Linked DNA regions of Homo sapiens: region 1 is linked to region 2. Evidence: read pairs that join two places in POLR2A ChIA-PET (ENCODE). Cell type or tissue: PC-9. All regions are shown on one strand. Each heading gives the region's core, and the rest is flanking DNA. Links, peaks and the distances in the headings are about the cores only. Region 1 overlaps MAP3K3 (mitogen-activated protein kinase kinase kinase 3). Region 2 overlaps DDX42 (DEAD-box helicase 42).

Region 1 (2,809 bases), core at 170-2,669, 130 kb after region 2:
ACCTGGCCCAGAGACCCTGTCTTAAAAGAAAAAGGTTCCTCTGTCTCACCAACCACATTTCAAGTGCTCATTAGCCACATGTACAGCAGCCATATGTGTACTGGACAGCACAGATATAGAACATTTCCATTATAGCAGAAAGTTCTACAGGGCAACATTGATAGACTATTAATATAAACCATAATCTATCCTTCACGCAAAGCCTAACATCTCAAGAAGGTAATTCCTTCCTGTTTTTTTCCTTTGTCCATCACCACCTTTCATTTTTGGAAATTATACTGCTAACCAAATTAGTTTCATCTCCACTAGGAAACCCATTGAGACTGTAATTCTTTTTTCTGTGTGTGTGTGATGGAGTCTCGCTCTGTCCCCCAGGCTGGAGTGCAGTGGCTCGAACTCGGCTCACTGCAACTTCCACCTCCCAGGTTCAAGCGATTCTCCTGCCTTAGCCTCCCGAGTAGCTGGGACTACAGACGCCGGCCACCACGCCCGGCTAATTTTTGTATTTTTAGTAGAGACGGGGTTTCACCATATTGGTCTCGAACTCCTGACCTTTTTATCTGCCCGCCTCAGCCTCCCAAAGTGCTGGGATTACAGGCGTGAGCCACCACACCCGGCCCAGACTGTAATTCTTATATTTTTTTCTTCCAAATCAACTGTCCCAAGCAGTGATACTGTTAGGTGCTATCTAGATGGATTCTCTAGATAGAGGTGTTTCTGAAGCCTTTTGAGAGGATAGCTTTCTATTAATGCCTAATAGCAAATCATACCCCTCCTTCTTCAAGGCCTCAGCAACAGTGCAAAAGGGTCCAGCCTTTCTGGATAAAATACCAGAAGTCCACTCAGATGTCCCTAGCACACTATTGAAAAAGGATCATGATCAGAGATAAATTCTTCTGCATTTGGCCTAGCAATGAGCCATTCAAAACCCACAAAAGCAGCTTGAAAGTCTGGTCAAGATCAGAGGCCAGGACTTCCAGATTGGGTAAGATCTAAGCTGCTGCCATCCTATTGAATAACAGGCATTTTTAGGCCAGTGCTTCAAAGAGAGGTCTAACACCCATGCAACCACCCCCATCAGTGTGTCATTAACATTTCCAAAGGGAAGGAGATCTTAATCTACAATCCTTCTCCCCAGCCCTCCTGGGGCCAAAAGGGAGGACAGTCAGGGGTCTGGTCCCCATATTCTCAAAGTAAAGGGAAAGTCAGCCCACCAGAATGAATACCTGTCATGGATAAGTGGGAAAAGTCATGACTTCTTTCCTCTTTCCTGTGAATTCTAATTCTATAAGGGCCTACATTTAGATAAATACTACCCATATTCCAGGTAAAAAGTTTAAAATGCCCATAATGACATTCTCTACAAAATCCTGACGTGAAATACACGAAACTAGAGCTGTGTGGCACAGAGTACTAACTCTGTTGGCTTCCCTGCACCAACTTTATAAAGTCCTCAATTCCACATATAGTACACAAACACTGAAATGCCATGGCTCCTGAAAACAGCTCCGTAAAAAGAGAATGCACCATTTTCAAAACCTTGATAAGCAACGTTCTGCTGCTCAGGGCTTCAGAAGGCCATTCCTGCCTGACCACCTTAAATATTTGTGGTTTCAATCTGGCAGCTTCTCTGAAACCAAACACATACACTTTCTCAGTGTAAGCCTGCTCACTGTAACTGCATACCACTTTGGGAACAGGGAATTCAGGAGAGCCTAACTGCGTAATTGGGCTCCAACACAATTGTGCTTTTGATTGAAAACTCTGCTGCTCTGAGTTTGGCCATCCCTTTAAAACTCAGGTTGGAAAATGTGAAAAGTAGCAACAGTGAAGTGACAATTTAACTTCTCTGCTAATGGCAGGACACAGGAAGAGCAGCTGGGGACAGAGCTCAGACCTTCCTCCCTCCAGGCCTGGAACTCACATAGGAGCAGAAGGACCCTGGCTCTGCAGACCACACTTTCCACAATGCTTCCACCGGGTTGCCTCTGACAACCTTGTAGGCTTGTGAATGTGTATTTTAAAGGGAGAATAGTAGCCACAGGTCTCCTCTGGAGCCAGCTGCAAAGTAGGCTGAAAGGTACCAACTGTAGAGAACTACCAGAATCAAGAATGTTTAGAGGTACTAAGGTCCTGTGGTGAGACTCTTAAAGTAGGAAGACCTCATACTAATGGGTATGCTCTTCACCTGTCCAAATGCTCAAAGCAAAGGAAAGCTGAGGGTGGCAGGGGGTAGTATATCAATGGGAAAGAAAGGCAAAGAGTGGAAAAAACACCGAAAGGCACATTTATGTGTACATGTGCCGCACATGCACAAACATGCAAGGTCCCAAATATCCCATGTCCAGAGTTCTGTATGCTTTCTGAATGTTTTCCTTAAATAACTTCAGAAATTAAGTACAGTCACATTTTTTCTACTGAGAACTTCTACCTTGGCTTCCCACAAAAAATAACAATAATGAAAATACTGACAATGGAGAAAAGGACAGAAGAGTTTTGTAACACTACTTTCACTTCCCTAATGAGGTAAGATTCAGAACACAGACCGAAAAACTCCCTCTTTCTATGTCCTCAAAGGAGCTAAAGTCTTTTACAACTGATGGACTTGGTGCAGCTTCCCATGACCTAGAGACATCATGAAGAAACTTCTAATTCACCAACCTGACCCTTGATGTGGACAAAGCCAGGGCTGCTCTACTGGGAATAGTAATGGCACCATATCACAGGAGAATCCTGCCCTCCCTCTAATGCCCACAGGTGACACAGTGTCAGTGTGTCTGAAAGCCATGACTCTGAGTAGGGCCAGAGT
Region 2 (2,809 bases), core at 203-2,702:
CTGAGTAGAGATGCCAAGCAGGGGCAGTAACTGCAGAGAGGGGTCCGGAGTGAGCTATAGATTTGATGTAAGCCATTTGCATTTGAGGTTACTGATGTAAATAAGCTAGCAGAGAGACCATGCAGAGTGAGAAAAGAAGTAAGACAATTCTTTCTTTTCTCCCCAAGACGGAGTCTTGCTCTGTCGCCCAGAGCTGGAGGGCAATGGCATGATCTTGGCTCACTGCAACCTCCGCCTCCTGAGTTCAAGCAATTCTCCTGCCTCAGCCTCCCGAGTAGCTGGGATTACAAGCACGCACCACCGTGCCCAGCTAATTTTTGTATTTTTAGTAGAGACAGGTTTCACCATGTTGGCCAGGCTGGTCTCAAACTCCTGACCTCGTGATCCACTGCGCCCAGCTGGTAAGACAATTCTTTTTTTATTTTTATTTTTTGAGACGGAGTCTCACTCTGTCGCCCAGGCTGGAGTGCAGTGGCACAATCTCGGCTCACTGCAAGCTCTGCCTCCCGGGTTCACACCATTCTCCTGCCTCAGCCTCCCCAGTAGCTGGGACTACAGGCACCTGCCACCAGGCCCGGCTAATTTTTTGTATTTTTAGTAGAGACGGGGTTTCACCATGTTAGCCAGGATGGTCTCGATCTCCTGGCCTCGTGATCCACCTGCCTCGGCCTCCCAAAGTGCTAGGATTACAGGCGTGAGCCACCACATCCGGCCCAGTAAGACAATTCTTAACATATATCACTATTTAGGAATGGGCAGAAAAAGAGAAGCTTACATGGAAACTTCAGATGGAACAGGGATTGGGGAAGGGAAAGAAAGAAGAGGGGGAAAGAAGGAAGGGGAGACAAGGAGGAACACGGGTGAGGAGAAAGAAGCTCTATAGGCAGAAAACTAAAGAGAAGTTAGGTAAGTTAAGAACTAAAATGTGCCAGGCACGGTGGCTCACGCCTGTAATCCCAGCACTTTGGGAGGCCAAGGCAGGCGGATCACAAGGTCAGGAGATCAAGACCATCCTGGCTAACACGGTGAAACCCCATCTCTACTAAAAATACAAAAAATTAGCCGGACGTGGTGGCGGGCACCTGTAGTTCCGGCTACTCAGGAGGCTGAGGCAGGAGAAAGGCATGAACCTGGGAGGTAGAGCTTGCGGTGAGCCAAGATCCGGCTACTACACTCCAGCCTGGGCGAGAGTGCGAGACTCTGTCTCAAAAAAACAAAACAAAAAGAACTAAAATTCTTCTGTTGTATAGGCAACCAGGAGTCATCAGTGAAAGCAGTTTCAATGGAGCAGTAGGGACAGGGTTGAGGAGTACCTGGCAAGTAAGTAGTAGAAGATGAAGACTAGGTCAAGAGGAGTCAAGAGTACTTTGTAGGCTGTTTATCAATGATAGGAAGGAGAAAGTGAAGCATTACCTACAGAAATTTTATTTTTTAAAGAAACATAGGCATGTTTATATGCTAAAGGGGAAAAACCAGTAAAGTCTGAAAAACTGAAGATGCAAAATGACAGAAAAAAGTCATAGGATTTCCAGAGAAGACCAGACACAATCAAAACTTTTAACAACAGGAGTAACTCACTCTTCCCCCAAAGCTAGAGGGAAGGAGTGAAAAGAACAAACATGACTATGAATCAGCCCTATTAAATAATCAAAAGGTTCATATTACAAAAGCAGCAAATCAACTCCTGCCACAAACAGGCAGGCAGTGAGACCTTGGGCAGGTGAGGGTTGCTTACTGGCTCTCAAGACTTAGCAAGTTGGAAAAGCGATCCTTTCCCTAGCTCATCTAGAACACACAGCTCATTGTCCCTCAATTACTGACTCTAGGAAGGCCAAGGAACTGTGCTTTCTATATACCCTGAGTAGAATGTTAGCTCTATGAGGGCATAGACTTGACTCAATTTGTCCAGCACTATATCCTTGGTGTCTGCATAGTACTCAAAAAATTTTGCTGTATGAATAAATGTAATGTATTCAGGCTCTCCAAAATTCATCCCAGTATTTATGAAAACTCTATTTTATTACTACAAACCTTGTTATCTAGCTAACCACCCTTCCTGATTAAATCTAAGCCAGATCATCCTCAATGGATCATTACTTAAGTCTCTTGACAACAGTTTTTCCTACTTTTTTTTTTTTTTGTTTTTTTGAGACAGTTTCGCTCTTGTTGCCCAGGCTGGAGTGCAATGGCGCAATCTCAGCTCACCACAACCTCCGCCTCCCAGGTTGAAGTGATTCTCCTGCCTCAGCCTCCCAAGTAGCTGGAATTACAGGCATGTGCCACCACGCCTGGCTAATTTTGTATTTTTAGGAGAGATGGGGTTTCTCCATGTTGGTCAGGCTGGTCTCAAACTCCCGACCGCCGGTGATCTGCCTGCCTTGGCCTCCCAAAGTGCTGGGATTACAGGCGTGAGCCACCGTGCCCGGCAGTTTTTCCTACTATTAAACCATGTAGTGTATATGGTTACTGAACCTTGACAATCACAGAGATTTGTGGGAGTATAGCTGACAGAAGAAGCAAAAGATAGCCACCCAAATTTCTATTTGGTTACTAAAAAAATAAAAGAGGCAGATGCAGTGGCTTACGCCTATATTCCCAGTACTCTGGGAAGCAGGAGGATGGCTTGAGGCCAGGAGTTTGAGACCAGCCTGGGCAACACAGCGAGACCCCATCTCTACAAAGAAAACAAAAAGAAAAAAAAAAGAGATACCTAGAATAGTCAAACTCAGAGACACAGAGTAGAAGAGTGGTTGCCAGGGGCTGCGAGGAGGGGAGAATAGGGTGTTATTGTTTAATGGGTACAGAATTT

What was found. Peaks named below come from ENCODE experiments on the same cell type or tissue, not always from the same donor. Only the 100,000 strongest peaks of a DNase experiment are listed, where the experiment ranks them.
Region 1: POLR2A ChIA-PET joins it to region 2 with 5 read pairs; 5 of 35 experiments call an interaction of 5 or more read pairs at or near these places.

Annotation. Positions count from the first base shown.
Region 1 is chr17:63,646,354-63,649,162 of GRCh38, reverse strand. All of the region lies in intron 3 of MAP3K3 (mitogen-activated protein kinase kinase kinase 3), which reads right to left. Among named protein-coding and RNA genes, the nearest start is that of MAP3K3, 25 kb to the right of the region's middle. RefSeq lists an enhancer at 2,071-2,120. In PC-9, for the core only: no CTCF peak of the experiment used is centred there; a DNase peak (open chromatin) is centred at 1,622.
Region 2 is chr17:63,779,634-63,782,442 of GRCh38, reverse strand. The region is part of intron 1 of DDX42 (DEAD-box helicase 42); the gene reads right to left. Among named protein-coding and RNA genes, the nearest start is that of DDX42, 6.9 kb to the right of the region's middle. In PC-9, for the core only: no CTCF peak of the experiment used is centred there; a DNase peak (open chromatin) is centred at 1,692; H3K4me3 peaks cover 740 bases; H3K27ac peaks cover 2,030 bases.